Regions from separate parts of the Homo sapiens genome. Here region 2 is linked to region 1. A link is a loop called in an ENCODE intact Hi-C map of the cell type or tissue named here. Cell type or tissue: heart left ventricle. All regions are shown on one strand. Each heading gives the region's core, and the rest is flanking DNA. Links, peaks and the distances in the headings are about the cores only. Region 1 overlaps HTR3D (5-hydroxytryptamine receptor 3D). Region 2 holds the start of CAMK2N2 (calcium/calmodulin dependent protein kinase II inhibitor 2).

Region 1 (8,335 bases), core at 336-8,335:
GTCCTGGGCCTCCTGAGCCGCACCTAGGATAAAAGGCTGATGGACAAGCCTTCACCTGTGGCTGCCACTTTCACAGGCCCAGGCTCTTTTCCCAGGCACTGTTGAATGATGATAACTTCATACTTGTCACTTCACTTCTCTCCACTTCATTTTTCCCATCTGAAAAAGGAGGGGGTTGACCTGGAAATCTGTAATTCTTTATGTCTCTTGCCTCCCACCTAGAAGACTGTTTTGCACTTCAGATTTCAGCCTGTGTGAAAAATGGACGCTCTCTGGTGTTTCACATTCAGTTTTGCAGCTTCTATCAACTTATTAATAATTGTCAATAGCAATATTCGAAACATAATTTAATCTGTGTTATTAGCTCTACTTCACAAATGAAAAAAATTTTTAATATATAAGGTTAAGCCACTTGGCCAATATGATCCAACTAGCAAGTAATGGCATCAGATTAAAAACCCAGGACAGCCAGATGCCAGATTTCTCTCTACTGTACCTTCGTTTTTTTCCTGCTGTATAAAAGAACCAGTGCCAATGAACTGTCAAATAAGAGAGGTTATCAAAGGGAGAATCAGAAATAGAAGAGGAGAAAAAGGACAGGTTTGAAACAATGCCTGTGGCTTCACATCCTAGAGTAGACCTGAAGGAAGGGGCAGGGCCTTCCTTCAGGTCCTTCAGGTCCTGCCCTGAAACACGATAACAAGACAAATATTCTAGTGTGAAGTTAATATGGAACCAAAAGAAAGTAGATTAAACATGGAAAAATGCTTTTTTTTTTTTTTGAGACAGGGTCTCACTCTGTCACCCAGGCTTCAGAGCAGTGGCGTGATCTCGGTTCACTGCAGCCTTGACCTGCCAGGCTCAAGAGATCCTCCCACCTTGGCCTCCTAAGTAGCTGGGACCACAGGTGCATGTCACCATGCCATGACTAATTTTTCGTATTTTTTGTAGAGATGAGGTTTAGACTGTTGCCCAGGCTGGTCTCGAACTCCTGAGCTCAAAGGATCTGCCTGCCTTGGCCTCCCAAAGTGCTGGGATTACAGGCGTGAGCCACCATACCTGGCTGAAATACTGTTTATAATGGTTTAGATAATGAGAAAGTGAACATGTGAGAACCACAGGATAGCACTGCAGATGAATGGACAAAGTGAGGAGCTGCCAGGCAGAAACAGGCTGTCAAATGCAAGGTGGCACAGGAGGGACCAGTGCCTGTCAGCAAGGTTTCTAAAGAGGTCATAAATTACCTTGCAAAGCCTTTCAGAGGTTTGCCAGATAACAAGAGGAAAGTCATTAGCACAAACTGTACTTATCATATGATTCTATTATAGATGGAACAGCAAAGCAGCAGGCACACCTGTTAATTTTGTGGGAGAGCTCCAGATTCAAAGGTTCTGTATGATTACCATTGATGTTAGGATCACATGTTCAGATTTTGCTTGTGGAGAAAATAAAATCACTATAATTATATCATGCCTTCTCTTACTAAAAGGAGATATATAGAATATTAATCCATGTGTCAAAAAAGATAAACTGCACACTTCTGTTAAAATAAAACTTAAAGCTACATTTTGGGGAAAATGTGAAGAAACGAAGCAGAGAAATATGTACCTGGCCAGACATGGTGGCTCCCACCTGTAATCCCAGCACTTTGGGAGGCCGAGTTGGGCAGATCACCTGAGGTCAGGTGTTCGAGACCAGCCTGGCCAACATGGTAAAACCCCGTCTCTACTAAAAGTACAAAAAAATTAGCCAGGCATGGTGGCGCATGCCTGTAGTCCCAGCTCAGGAGGCTGAGGCAGGAGAATTGCTTGAACCTGGGAGGCAGAGGTTGCAGTGAGCCAAGATTGCACCACTGTACTCCACCACTGTACTCCAGCCTGCGTGACAGAGTGAAACTCTGTCTCAAAAAAAAAAAAAAAAAAAAAAGAAAGAGAAAGAAAAAGAAAGAAATATGTACCTGAAGATGGGGGGAAGACAAAATAATGCAAATTGATCTTAAATAATTTCAGAGCCCCTCAAAAGCTGGGTAAACAAGCTACTCTGAAAAAGTTGAGGGTGAGTTTTCAAGTGAGAATGACCATCTCAGTATGGGGTTATAGGAGTGGAAGGTCCGCAAGGGTCTGGCAGTACAATGTACATTAGCAGCCAAAAAACTAAATCCAGAGGGAGCACAGAGAAAAGATGAATCGGTCAGAGTCGATTTGGGAAATACACTTTCCAGAAAGGAATGGAGAAAGTATAAATAGTGAACTTAGGTGCTGGGCCTTATGACGGGGTAAGGAGAGAGTGGGTAAGGGATAGAGGTGGGACTTGGGAAAATGGCGGAGGGAGTAAAAGGAAATGTAAAAGAAAGTTTGTCTTTGGGACCCTGATCAGGGCCTTGCTCTTGCTGTTTTAATTCTCCTAAAGTGTCAGCTGATAGAGACTTGAAGTGATACCGATGTCTCCATATGGGACTCTGAGCACCTCTCTGGGTTTCCTCCTCAATTTGGAAAGCAATGTAGCAGACAGGTTAGGAGTCCAGCCTCTAGGAGTCAGCCAGCCTCGGGTCAGACTGCAGCTCTGTCGCTTAACTAGCTGTGGAACCTTGTGAGGCCACTAACTGGCCTCTCTGTCTTCATGTTCTACAGGTAAAAAATGGAGACAATAATACAAAACCACAGTTCTAAAATCTAAAGAGCTTGGAAAACTAAATGATTTTTTACAAATATTTGGTGGCGGCCGGGCGTGGTTCCTCATGCCTGTAATCCCAGCACTTTGAGAGGCCGAGGCGGGTGGATCACCTGAGGTCGGGAGTTCGCGACCAGCCTGGCCAACATAGTGAAACTCTGTCTCTACTAAAAATACAAAAACTTAGCCGGGCATGGTGGCGGGTGCCTGTAATCCCGGCTACACGGGAGGCTGAAGCAGGAGACTCGCTTGAACCCGGGAGGCGGAGATCGTGCTGAGATTGTGCCATTGCACTCCAGCCTGGGAAACAAGAGCGAAACTCCGTCTCAAAAAAAAAAAAAAAATACACCAAATATTTGGTGGCAAAACAGACCAGAATTGATGCAAAGCTATTCATAGTTTTATTTTTTCCACCTAGTGTGAATATTCTTAGATTTCATTGCAGAAATATTAATCTGCTGGTTACAGGGTGCTGCTCCATACCCCAGTTGGGGCGTCAGTAACATATAGTAAATAAATGCACACTTATGACCTTTTTAAAATCTGAAAAATTCCGAACTCCAAAACACATTTGGCTCCAAAGGTTTTTGAATCTATGGTTCCTACTTCATAGCGTTACTATGAGCATTCACACGGCGCACTTAGAGTGCCTGCCGCGTATTAATAACTCAGTAACTGGTGGTTATTATTACTAGTACTGTGTCTTTCCTGAAGGCCCACCTTTTAGAAATCTGTGAGTTGAGGAACTGCCAAAATAATGACAGACACAGCAATTTACTTAGGTGAATGTGAGGGCTGTATTCCCCAGGTTGTGGACATGCCTGGAGGACGGTAATGGTGAAAAGAATGCCGGCAGCGTTCTGGAAACTGAGGAGCAAAAGATCTTCTTGGAAAAACAAAAACAAAAACAAAATGCATCCTAAAAAGAGAATGAAGGGACACAATTTGGTTTGAAGACCATGGGCCTGAGTGACAGGAGGGATTCAGAGTATTGCAGGGTATTTCTGATTTAACACCCCAGATGCCCATGGGCCCCTCTGGAGTCCCAGTGGAACTGAAAGAAAAAAGCGAGTGACAGCTGGTCCTGGGGTTGCAGCATCCAGCTGGGAGCCTCTGTAGCTCCAGGATCCAGTCCCGACCATGGCTATGGCTCTGAGAGAGCAGATACTCTTGCAGCTAATGTGGGGTAGAACCTTTGGCAGGCACTAGCACTACCTCTAGTGGACATTAGCAACCTTGCCACCCTTTGGGCATCTACAGTGACCAGAGGGAGCCGAAGGAGTTTGGGAAAGAGCAGTGGAGAGGAGAAGCCAGAGAAATATTATTTAGTGAACCATTTTGTGAGTCTATTTTTACTCCTAGATGGTCATGATTTGGGAAATATGAGCTACAGATAGAAAGTAGTAGAATAAATGAAAGAAATGGAAATAAATCGTTGCGAAAAAGAAAATATGATGTTTGAGTGTAGTTAAGTTGCCCTCAAATAGGTGCTTTCTGAACCAACAAATGCCTTAGCTCTCATGTCCAAGGGCACAGTAGAGCCTCAACTTGTGCAAGGCAGCTAGTGCTCCCTAGGCAAAGACCTTCGAAATAATAAGACAAGTGTTAGGAAAAGGCACTTTCCAGTTCATACGGGGGCATTTGTGTTCCTCTCAAGTAAAGTAGATGTCATTTTCAAATGTGCTTCCCTTGGCCTTATGTTCTTTTCTTAGCATGATTAAGGGTACATCAACTCAAATTGCAACACAGATACTTTAACGGTAATGCAGGATTATGTTAACACTCTAAGTACTTAATGATGAATGAGTCATACGTCAGGGTGTAACAAAAGGCTGCGCTCTTTAAGCAGGAGAGGCCTAGTTTTGGCACATTAATTTCTGAAGCTTAAGTCCAGAGTAGCTGGATTTAGGAAGTTAATCTCTGTTTTTCTATAATTCCTTCTAATAGATTTTGGCCCCTTCTTTCTCTTCCCCTACATTTCACATGTTGTCTGATAGACTTAAAAAAACACACACGTAAGAGAAAATCCTTTTTACTTTGGCTGAGAAGTTTCTGCAAGAAGACTCTCAATCCCAAGATTTTTTTTACCATAACAGAATTCAGGGAAAAGCCAATACTTTCTGCAAAGGGGCATATTGGGGTGATTTAATCAAGGACGTACCCTAGGAACCTGAATCCTGAGGAGCCAGGGAGGTATGGGAGGGCTGAGTGGGGCTGATGGCATGCAGGAGCAAGGACCCGACTTTTGGAGGGCATAGGAGACTATTCAGGTCTGGTCTGAAACTACACAGAGGACTGGGTTAAAAATGAGGCGGTTGACAGGGCCACAAGGCTGACTGAGAGCCTGACTGGTTTCTGGAGTTCTCTGGCAAAAAGAAGTCCAGACTGAAGTTTGCAGGTGAGCACCTGCCTAGGTGTTCCAGAGGCATATGACGGTGATGATGGAGGAGGCCATGAAGAGCAGGTAGAGGCGGAAGAGCAGGGCGTCCATCGCGTGGCTGAACTGCACCCACAGCTCCACCGAGTGCTGCTTCTGGGCCTCGTGTTCCCGCTGGGCCCTTGTCCATTCTGAGCCCCCTGTCAGCTCTGCCTCCCCAGGGCCTGGCATCTGCCCTGCTGATACCTCTGGCTCCTTCACACCTACAGAAAGACAGAGACTCAGCCATGGGCTGCAAATGTCACCTGTGGAGGGAGGGAGACAGGGAAGGAGGCAGGAGCAGAGAAGTGGAGGTGGGGGAAGAGGAAGTATGACTTCCCTCACCGGGCAGGTGGGTGGGGGTGAGACCCGGGCCCTTATTTCCCTTCTGGGGCGCAGTGGGACAGCATCTCCCTTGGCCGGTGCAGTGCAGCAGCAGGGAGTGGAGCCACCGAGGCAGAGGTAGGGGCTGGGTGGTGGCCACGTGCAGCAGGTGGGTGATGAAGATGGTCTCCAGCAGGCTGCCCACCATCAGGGACAGGCACAGGGCGAAGTAGACACCTGCAGGCAAGGGGGTCTGCATGAGGGCCAGAGGCGCCACCTAGAATTTCTTGTTTCTTTCCCAGAGGATCTTTTTCCAGGATCCCTTTTCACTTCGCCTGGTTCTGCCCATCCCTCTCCCCATCCAACACACACCTCGCTTTTGGTCTCTTGATGGATGAGGACGTACTAGTGAAGCATGTGATGAAGTGCTAGTGGCTGGGAGCAAGTCATTCATCATGAGCAGGAAGACGCTGTAGCCCAGCAGAACAGTCATCTTGAATGGGGCACAATTCCCACTTTCCAGTGGCAGGTAGAAACTGAGGGCATCGATGGCAATCAGAATGCCACTGGGCACCAGAAAGTTTACCACGTAGGGGCTGGGCCTGCACCTGCGCCTGATGGCCACCTGGTGGGGAGGAGAAGGAGGGGCAAGTGAGAAGTAGGCTGGGAGGCTGTCAAGACAGGTAAGAGTAAGAACTGGGATTTGTCCCAGGCCAAACTGTCTAGTAAGGAAATATTACCTCCCGTCCCTTTCAGCATCCGGTCTTTTCATCCAAAGGCGTCTCACAAGGTTAGAGTCTCCCATGCTGCTTACCTCTGAAATGTATCTCATTCCTTTTGGCCCAAGGTGTCAACTTTCTCCACTTAAATTTTTATTCCTACCGACGTGCTCTTAGCAAGACTGTGGAACCACCGACTTAGGTGTCGCGTGTGTTTTATCTTTTCATTTCTAATTGCTTTTCTCGTCAAGGTCTAATCTCTAGTGACTTTGCAGGGGAACATTTGAGACCAGTGGGAGGGAAAGCAGACAGTATCAGATATTTTGGGGTTATCAGGATTTGGAATCATCATATCCCTAAGGCAGTGTTTCCTAACTCTTTCTACCATATCTTTTTAAAAATAAACAAAAATTCCTGCCTTCCAAAAAGTTCTGACAGCCATTGGGGAAGGCGGGGCTCACCCTCACCATGAATCACTGGCATAGAGCCTTTGTTTCTTCCTCAAGGGATGCTTTATTTAGTAACTATTTACTGAGTACCAGGTATTGTTTTAGTACTGAAGGTTTATCAGTGAAAAAAGTGACAAAAGGCTGGGCACGGTGGCTCATACCTGTAATCCCAGAACTTTGGGAGGCCGAGGCAGGCAGATACCTGAGTTCAGGACTTTGAGACCGGCCTGGTGAACGTGGTGAAACCCCATCTCTACTAAAAATACAAAAATTAGCCGGGCATGGTGGCGGGCCCTTGTAATCCCAGCTACTCAGGAGGCTGAAGCAGGAGAATCACTTGAACCCAGGAGGTGGAAGTTGCAGTGAGCTGAGATCACGTCATTGCACTCCAGCCTGAGCGACAAGAACAAAACTCTATCTCAAATTTAAAAAAAAAAAAAGAGTGACAAAGGCCGGGCTTCGTGGTTCACGCCCGTAATCCCAGCACTTTGGGAGGCCGAGGCGGGCGGATCACCTGAAGCCAGGAGTTCAAGACCAGCCTGGCCAACATGGTGAAACCTTGTCTTGGCCCCTGAGCTCACATGGAAGATGGCTTGTTCATACTGGTTAGTGGCCACGGTCACCTTTATTGTTCTTTTTTGGATACCCAGCAGTACCCACTCCCTCCTTGTTCTGAATGAGGTTCTGTGATGTATTTGAAAGCTCCTGGACATCCTTCTCCATGCCCGGGCTCGTGTTCTCCACTGCAAAGCAGGCCCAGAAGACTCAGCCTCCCCAAATGCGCCCAAGTCCCTTGCCCAGACTGTTGGATCCCTCACTGCTTAGCTTCCAGGCCCTTTTCAGCAAGATTCCCTCACTGTTCCCAGCTTTCTGTCCTCTTCTCACTCAAAGCCCTTTCTCTGCCTCTCAACAGTCTACTTTAGTGAGCCCCACTTACCTGTGTAGGTGAAAGGGCTGAAGGAGAGCGTTCACCTCTGTCCATGGAAGGGGAAATAGAAGGTGTCCAGTTTGCAGATGCTGACCACCCACATTGGCTTATTGTGTTTGATGTGGCCTTCACTATTGACATACTAGCCATGAGACCTGCAGGTGTCTGATCCACACTGATGCTGTGTGGGAGAAGGACAGGGAGGTAGGTGCTGTGGGTTTCCCCATCAGACTTGGCCTTCTTTCTCTGTCAGGTCATCCCATTCTCGAGCTCCAGCCCCACTCAGATGACTGCTCTCTTCTACCTATAATCATATTCTGGGGGTTTGTAAGCTCTTCAATTCAGACTCTGCTCTTTTCTAAGTTGAGTCTTTGTGTGGCCTTATCGGTAACATTGTGTCCTTCCCTGTAGACGTGGTTTCCATTCTGCTTTTTTGGCCTGAGACTCACGACTCCTCGATGAAGACATCTGAAAGCCATAGGTTCTCAGTTGCCATGCCGGACTTCTTGATGCCTCCGCATTCATCTGGGTTCCACTGCACAAATTGATTGTGCCAAGGCCGGGCATGGTGGCTTCTGTCTGTAATCCCAGCACTTTGGAAGGCTGAGGCGGGGGGATCACTGAAGGTCAGGAGTTCAGGACCAGCCTAGCTAACATGGTGAAACCCCATCTCTACTAAAAATACAAAAATTAGCTGGGTGTGGTGGTGGGCCCCTGTAATCCCAGATACTCAGGAGGCTGAGGCAGGAGGCAGGAAAATCGCTTGAACCCAGGAGGTGGAGGTTGCAGTGGGCTGAGATCGCACCACTGCCCTTGAGCCTGGGCGACA
Region 2 (8,335 bases), core at 310-8,309, 220 kb before region 1:
CTCAGCCTCCCAGAGTGCTGGGATTACAAGTGTGAGCCACCACACCCAGCTTACCCCAAAATATTTCTAACAGCTTGTATTTGTTTCTTAGGGCCGCTGTAACAAGGTACCACAAACTGAGGGCTTAAAACAACAGAAACTTATTCTCTCACAGTTTTGGAGGCCAGAAGTCCAAAATCAAGGTGTTGGTAGGGTTAAGCTCCTTTGGAAGACTCTAGTAAAGAATTCTTCCTTGCCTCTTTCAGCTGCTGGTGGCTCCCAACAATTCTTGGTTTTCCTTACCTTGTAGTTCCCTCACTCCTATCTCTGCGTCTTTCATGTGGCCTTTTTCCCTGTGTGTCTGTTCTCTTCTTATAAACACATTGGTGATGGGATTTAGGGCCCACCATAATCCAGTATAACCCCATCTTAATTTATTTTTTATTTTTTTCTTTCTATATAAGACAGGGTCTCCCTATGTTGCCCAGGCTGGTCTTCAACTCCTGGGCTCATGGGATCTTCCTGCCTTGGCCTCCCAAAGTGCTAGGATTACAGGCATGAGCCACCACACCCGGCCTATATTTTTTTATTTTATTTTATTTTATTTTTTGAGACAGGATCTCACTCTGTCACAGAGGCTGGAGTGCAGTGGCACAATCTGGGCTATTTTTAGTAGAGATGGGGTTTCTCCATCTTGGCCAGGCTGGTCTTGAACTCCTGACCTCAGGTGATCCACCCGCCTGGGCCTCCCAAAGTGCTGGGATTACAGGCATTAGCCACCTAGCCTGACTGTACCTTATCTTAACTAATTGTATCTGCAAAAGCCCTATTTCCAAATAAGGTCACACTTTTTTTTTTTTTAGACAGGGTCTTGCTCTGCCACCCAGGCTACAGTGCAGTGCGGTACAGTCATAGCTCACTGTCAACTAGCTTCTGTGCTCAAGTTATCCTCCTACCTCAGCCTCCCAAGTAGCTGGGACTACAGGCATGCACCACCATGCCTAACTAATTTTTTTTTTTTTAGTAGAGATGGCGTCTCACTATATTGCCCAGGCTGGTTTTGAACTCCTAGGCTCAAGTCATCCTCCCGCCTTGGCCTCCCAAAGTGCTGGGATTACAGGCATGAGCCACTGCACCTGGCCCTGGGTCACACTTTGAGGTTACAGGTGAACATTGAATTGTTGTGGGAGTCCCTATTCAATCCACTACAGGGGTCTACAGTTTCCACTTGACTAAAAGTGTCACTAATACTCAATTGTCAAAAGGCATGTTATCTGTGTAGAGCACGTGGACAAGTATACTAGGTTTGAGGGACTTCCAATTGAGAGACTCAATGCACTGTCACGCAACTCTATACAAGCTTTATTTCATTTTAGTGAAAATGTATTTTCCTCTCATGGGAAGGAAGCAGAATATCAGAATTTTAAAGAGAGGAGCAGAATTTAAAGAAATCCCCACATTTTTACAACATAGCTGAAGCTTATATATCATAATAGTCCACAGGTTTGTACTTAGGACTTTTGCTTTAACCATGATCCAGCAGGCACGGCCGGGACGGGAATATAATTATTTAAGAAGGAGGTAACCAAGTGAATTCTGGATTAAACTGTCATTTTTCCAATCTCCCTCATTGTGCAGAGAGAAAGGAGAATTGTTTCAATTCCTCACACAATACTCTTATCTCATCCTTGGCAAGAACCCTCATGCCTCTTCTTTGGCATTTTAGGTGAGGGGCAGCTCACTACCTCCCGAGACAACCCACTTTACCCCAGGACAGTTTCATCTACAAAACTGTCCTTTTCTTTCTTTTTTGAGTCAGGGTCTTGCTCTGTCACCCAGGCCAGAGTGCAGTGGCACCATTATGGCTCACTGCAGCCTCAAACTCCTGTGCCCAGGTGATCCTTCTACCACAGCCTTGCAAGTAGCTGGGACCACAGGTGTGTACCACCATACCCGGCTTGCTTATTTATTTACTTATTTATTTAGAGATGGGGCCTAGTTATGTTGTCCAGCCTGGTCTCCAACTCCTGGCTTCAAGCGATCCTTCTGCTTCAGCCTTCTGAGTGGCGGAATTCATAGGTGTGAGCCATGAATGTTGCCCAGCAAAACGTTCCTTAATAAGTAGGTTTTATCATCCCCATGCTTCAGACTAGAACATGGGGCTTACAGAGGTATCATATCATGCAGACACATGGTGAAAAGACTAGAAGGATATATATATATATATATAGTTATAAGGCCGGGTGTGGTAGCTCATGCCTATAATCCCAGCACTTTGGGAGGCCAAGGCGGGCGGATCGCGAGGTCAGGAGTTCAAGACCAGCCTGGCCAACATAGTGAAACCTCATCTCTACAAAAAATACAAAGACTGGCAGGGCGCAGTGGCTCACACCTGTAATCTCAATACTTTGGGAGGCCGAGTGGGCGGATCACGAGGTCAAGAGATTGAGACCATCCTGGCCAACATGGTGAAACCCTGTCTCTACTAAAAATACAAAAATTAGCTGGGAGTGGTGGCACACACTTGTAGTCCCAGCTACCCAGGAGGCTGAGGCATGAGAATCACTTGAACACAGGAGGGGGAGGTTGCAGTGAGCTGAGATGGCGCCATTGCACTCCAGCCTGGCGACAGAGTGAGACTCCATCTCAAAAAAAAAAAAAAAAAAAAAAAAAAAAAAAAGCTGGGCATGGTGGCGTGTGCCTGTAGTCCCAGCTACTCGGGAGGCTGAGGCAGGAGAATCGCTTGAACCTGGGAGGTAGAGGTTATGGTGAGCCAAGATCGCGCCATTGCACTCCAGCCTGGGCAACGGAGCAAGACTCCGTGTCAAAAAAAAAAAAAAAAAAAAAGATGTTATGTGATTTTCTTAATTTTCCTAAAATTTTTTTCCTTCCTTCCTTCCTTTCTCTCTCTCTCTCTCTCTCTCTCTCTCTCTCTCTCTCTCTCTCTCTCTTTCTTTTATTGAGACGGAGTCTCGCCTCGCTTTGTCACCCAGGCTGGAGTGCAATGGCCCAATGTCCGCCAACTGCCACCTTTGCCACCCTAGGTCAAGCGGTTCTTGTGCCTCAGCCTCCCAAGTAGCTGGGACTGCAGGTGTGTGCCACACCTGGCTAATTTTTTTTGTATTTTTAGTAGAGACAGGGTTTTGCCATGTTGATCAGGCTGGTCTCAAACTCCTGACCTCAGGTGATCCACCCACCTCGGCCTCCCAAAGTGCTGGTATTGCAGGCGTGAGCCACTGAGCCCGGCCTCCTAAAATGTTTTAAGTACAAACGAATTAATTTTTTAAAACCATGATTATGGGTCCTTCAGTTCAAGGTCACTGAGAAAGTGGGAGTCAGGATTGGAACCCATTACTGGACAACTTCCAGTGTATGTGGAATTTTCTGGACTCTCTTCCAGTGACCCCAGTCTTCCGCCTTTATTGTCCTTCCAGTTTCAGGGCTCCTCTCACTCCAGGCTGGGCCTCCACCTCCAGCTGTGGCCCTCATCCCGGAGACTAGGACAGAGCAGAGGAGGGCTTCATAGTGATGGGCCCCCAGGCCTGGGCCCTTGAGTGAGGCTGGCATCAAGGTATCCTGTGGCATACCGCCCCCCCCATCCAGTTCCCTGGGCAGCCACCATTGCGTTTGTCCCTGTGTCTCCGGTATTAACACCTGGCGAGAAAGTGTTGGAAGGAGACCCACTACAAGGCAGCCTCACCAGCTGTGTGATTTGGTAATTTGGCCAGATTAAGGAAGGAAAGCGCGTTCGCCTGGAGTGTGGAATGAACGTACAGGGTGATCATTACCGTTTTCAGCGCTGCCGTCACTGTCGCCGCATGTGAGACACCCCCTCCTCCCCAAGGCCAGTGATTGCGCCAGAGCTCCTGCGCGCTGGCAAGCAGGTGACGCCGCGGGTGACGGCCAGCCAGGGCGGGGGTTGTGGGGGCGGGAGGCAAGGGGAGAAGAGGGCATGTTCCCATCGGTGAGGCGAGAACTCACCCGTGGTCCAAAGCAACGAGGGCGGGGGGCACCCTCCATCTCTACCGCACTCCCTCGGGGCACACACTGGCGCGCTCCGCGTCCTCAGGTGCTCCGAGCTTCCCCGCGTCACCCGCAGCCCAGGGCGCCCCCCGCGACGCCGCCATTCATTCCTCCTACACTGCGAGCGCACCACTCCAGAGCCGCGGGGGGCTACAGCCACCGGACTAGGGCTGGGGGTGTCTGCCCTGGTGCGCGCGCGTCGGCCCAGTTTCTATAGACCCCTCCTAGGAGAGACTGAAATACCCAGATTCAGGAGACGGAGACACTGGCACAGAGATACAGGAGTCAAGAATGGAGATAGATAGAGAAAGGCAGACACTTAAGGGACAGGCATAGACAAAGGCCATAACACAGCGAAAGAGATACGGGGCACAGAGACAGAGAGATACAGACACTTAGAGATGGACTGACACACACAAAGGCGGAGACAGAGACACAGACCGGCACTCAGAGGCGCACGGACCCTGACGATCTACTTAAGACCAGCAGAGCAACTAGTACAAGAGCGCGTCAGCGGCAAGGGCACCATCCCACTGGCCCGAGCTCTTCCCGCGCTGTGGGTTCGTGCCTTCCCCAGTCACCCTGTACCCGAGTCTCCTCCCCGCGCATTTCCCGCTCCCCGCTTTCCATTGCCAGCCCTGCGGCCGCCTTCCCGCCCCAACGCGCCCGGCCAGCTTTTGCCCTCCTGCTCCCAGTCCCCCTTGCACGCCTCTCCCAGCCTAGGGGTCAGACCCTCCTCCAAGCTCCTCCAGTACCAGGCTCGATCCCACCCCCCTTCGGTCCCGCCCCTCCCCGCGAGGTCCCGGCCGGGTTGGCTGGTACTATTCCCCAAGACCCACGTGCTGGCCATTCCCCGCCACAGTGCGGGAACCTCCCACTCCAGCTGCCTCTGTTCCCGGGGTAGCTGGGCGCGCTCCTGCCCCCGGCCCCGCCTCTTTCCCCTGGCCAGTGCCCGCCCCGCCTCCACCGCGCCCCGCCCGCCGTGCTCTGCCGCAGTCGGGCGCTCATCGTCATTCCGCTCTTGCCGCCGCCGCCGCCACCCCCGCCCCCCGCCCCCGCCCCCGCCCGGTCCCCGCCACCGCCGCCGCCGCCGCCTGCCCAGCGGCCCGGGAGGCGGAGGCGCGGGGGAGGAGGCCCCGCTTGGCTCCTCAGCCCCGGATGCTGCATGACTTCATCCTTCCGCCGGCTCCCCTGCTGAGGTAGGGCCGGTCCGGCAGCAAGCCCGCCGCCCGCGCCCCGCCGCAGTCCCGCTCCCGCCCCGCGCCCACCCCGCGCCCGCCATGTCCGAGATCCTGCCCTACAGCGAAGACAAGATGGGCCGCTTCGGCGCAGACCCCGAGGGCTCCGACCTCTCCTTCAGCTGCCGCCTGCAGGACACCAACTCCTTCTTCGCGGGCAACCAGGCCAAGCGACCCCCCAAGCTGGGCCAGATCGGCCGAGCCAAGCGAGGTACGCGGCCCGGGCCCGGAGTCGCCGCCTGACCCAGAAACCCTCCGCCGGGCGCCCCCCGGCTGCCGTTCCCCGCCGAGTGCCCGCAGCTCTTGCCGCAGACCAGCGCACCAGCCGCTCTCCAGCCCGGGCTGGAGGGGGGGGTCCCCGCTGCAGTGTGTGTCCCCCTCTTCCCTTCTCCCGGGAACACGGTGCCCCGGATTCGATGCTCGCCACCTCTGGAAGCAGAGCCCTGGCACCCGGGCGAGGGGGAGGGGCCGGTCGGGGCATTTGGGGCTGCACGGAAGTGGGAGCACGGGGTAACGGGCTGATTCTTTGGGATCAAATACTGAGTCGGTGGACAATACGAAGAACCTTCGGGTCGAGAGGGACGTCTAACAAGAGAGGGCAGGAGGCCGGGGGTCCGCTTGTCTTGGTTGTTTGCATGGGGAGGGGAGCTCTGTTGGTGCCAGGATCGGAAGAGGGGTTCCAGCGGCGAGAGGGCTCAGGTTGAGGAGAGGGCTGGACCAGCTGGATACTCGGTTTGAGCCCCATTTGAGCAGGGGGATCTGTTGAAGTGCGGGTTGAAGAGGGGGATTCCGTGAGCAAGAGGTTTCTGATCAACTCAGAGGGAGGAAGGCTCAGGTGGCAGGAGGGCTCGCACTGGGAGGGAGAATAGCTGGAGCCTTTGGAAGAGGGGCGTTCCGCCATCGGGAGGGGAGGGGGTCTAGGCTTGGCGGCGGGTTGGGTCTCCAGAAGAGTTCGGACGGGGAGGACACCGCGGCACAGGGTTCCGAGGGGCGTCGCTGGGCCACGGGCAGTAGCTGCGCGGGAAGCTAGGACGCGGGGCTCATTCTCATCGCCGCCGCCCCCCGAGGCCGCGCGGCTGACGCGCTTTCTCCCTGCGCAGTGGTGATCGAGGATGACCGGATAGACGACGTGCTGAAGGGGATGGGGGAGAAGCCGCCGTCCGGAGTGTAGACGCGCCGGCTCGGGCGGCGGGCTCCGGGCCCAGCCTCGCAGCGGCCAGGAGCGCGGGCCGGCGATGCGGCTGCCGGCGCCCCCCCGCCCCGGCCCAGGCGCCCGCGGGCGGGGGCTGCAGGGCCGTGCCGCCGCCGCCGCCAGGCACTCCGGAGCTGTCCGCTTCAGCACCACGGCGGCCGCGGTAGCGGCGGCGCGGACCCGCCCGGAACCCGCCGCCGCGCTCATGCACTTTAAAACCTCGGGCCGCAGCCCCACCCCGCACACCGGAACGGACACGGAGACCCGCGGCCCCCAGCCCCCGGCCCGCCCCCTCCCGCACGGCTCCCCTGCCCCGCCCCCCTCCGGCCAGTCTGGTCTGCAGACCGGGCGGCCGCCGGTGTCGGACCGCGCGCGGCCAGGGATGTTTGGCTGCGTACTTGCATGAGCTTTCCACCCACTTGAGCCCAGTCCTCCGGGCCGTTCCTCGCCCCCACCCCTGTCTGGCGTGACCCCAGCCTCAGCCTCTTTCTAAGGGACTTCCTCAGCACATTTGTATTTTTATATCCGACTCTTTGTTTACTGGCTCTGCTCATGGTTCCTGCCCTCCCCTCAGTCTCGGCCACGCTCTTCTGCGCCTGGCAGATAGGATGGGTGTTGAGGCTGGGATGAGACAAGCCCCCGACACGGTTACCAACCACATGGCCAGTCTGCCCAGGCCTGACCCCAGGAGGCTTTCTGGCAGACCCCTTCTCCCCAAGGTATCATCACCTTCCAAGGGCCCAGATCCGATTTTACCTTGGACCCCTGCGTCTTGCCCCTGGGAACCCAAATGGGGACTGCTCTGAACCTTTGGATGACATCTGTGGCCCCGGAGATGTTCTCAACCCAGGGGTGCCCTTCGTAAATGTTCCTCCATCCTCACTGTACCAGGAGTGTGTGAATAAACACAGACCCCCTCTGTGTGTGTGTGGCCGCTGCTTAGGTCTCAGGAGCCAGGCCAAAATGGGAGGGGGGGCAGGTACTTGGGAATCTCAGGTGCATGTTGCTGGTGAGGGACGGTTGCCAAGTAAGACAGACAGGCCAGGCTGGCCTGGGAACCTCATTATGATGTGGCCTCCTTGGGTAGAGATACAACCCAGGCGTGACTGGTCACCAGTGTTGGGGATGGAGCTAGGGTGAGAAACATAAAGCAATCTAGGTTCAAAGCCTGCAGTCTCCTGTGGATAAATCAAGGCTAGATGAGGATCAGTAACAGGCCCCAGGAACAACGGTCTCCAGGCTGGCTGGTGTGCAGAGGGGTTATGATGAGCTTTGCCCCAGGGGATGCATCACTGGTGGTTTGGTGTGGTGGCAGAGGAGGTTGGGGAACCCAGGAGAGAACTGAGGAACCCAAGAAAGAAGCAAGAAACCTGGAATCTGGATCTAGTTGGAGCTGGGCTGTATTGGTTCATGTGGGTTCGCTCCCACCCTCTATCTTAGGCATGAGGCCCCTGGGATGTAAGCACCTTGGACCCAACCCCAAGTCCTAAGTCAGGAATTCCAACTACCTGAGGAGCCCAGGGCAGAATGGCAGGAAGGGTGGAGGACCATGCTCTGGCCTCAGAGCTGAATGGCACTAAGGAAGTCCTCATGATCTGAGTCCTGAAGGAAGCAAGGTGAGGTGGGAGGTCTGGGGGGTGAGAGGATTTGGGCCCCCAGAGCCAGCTGGGCCACACTGAGCTTCCCGCCCTTGTGCATGAGGTAGAGATGGAAGTGGAAACCGCTGCCATAGGTAGCATGCCTCAGGGACCAGCCATAATAGGCTTGGGCATAGTGTCTGGTCCGAAAGTGGGGGGCAGCAGAAGTCATTGAGATAAACCGGCCTCCAGGGACAAGCACGCGGCTCACCTGCAAGGCAGACAGAGAAGCCATTGGTGAGAAGTGGATCTTCAGGTTCTCAAAG

The links. Peaks named below come from ENCODE experiments on the same cell type or tissue, not always from the same donor. Only the 100,000 strongest peaks of a DNase experiment are listed, where the experiment ranks them.
Region 2: it touches region 1 in a loop (2.5-fold over the local background); 2 of 110 quality-filtered maps call a loop at or near these places.

The regions. Positions count from the first base shown.
Region 1 is chr3:184,035,721-184,044,055 of GRCh38, reverse strand. HTR3D (5-hydroxytryptamine receptor 3D) reads right to left here. Exons shown (of 8, transcript NM_001145143.1): 3 at 7,956-8,041; 4 at 7,512-7,681; 5 at 7,160-7,308; 6 at 5,783-6,035; 7 at 5,432-5,647; 8 at 4,687-5,310. The coding sequence ends at 5,081. Among named protein-coding and RNA genes, the nearest start is that of HTR3D, 8.1 kb to the right of the region's middle. RefSeq lists an enhancer at 4,929-5,429. In heart left ventricle, for the core only: a CTCF peak has its summit at 3,889; no DNase peak of the experiment used is centred there.
Region 2 is chr3:184,258,233-184,266,567 of GRCh38, reverse strand. The region is part of intron 2 of EEF1AKMT4-ECE2 (EEF1AKMT4-ECE2 readthrough); the gene reads right to left. EEF1AKMT4 (EEF1A lysine methyltransferase 4) reads right to left here. Exons shown (of 3, transcript NM_032331.4): 3 at 7,809-8,280. The coding sequence ends at 7,993. It overlaps CAMK2N2 (calcium/calmodulin dependent protein kinase II inhibitor 2), which reads left to right and starts at 5,015. Exons shown (of 2, transcript NM_033259.3): 1 at 5,015-5,451; 2 at 6,341-7,355. The coding sequence starts at 5,283. The coding sequence ends at 6,411. RefSeq lists enhancers at 3,161-3,923, 5,809-6,360, 6,361-6,911 and a silencer at 7,291-7,477. In heart left ventricle, for the core only: no CTCF peak of the experiment used is centred there; DNase peaks (open chromatin) are centred at 4,907 and 6,187; H3K4me3 peaks cover 2,416 bases; H3K27me3 peaks cover 7,194 bases.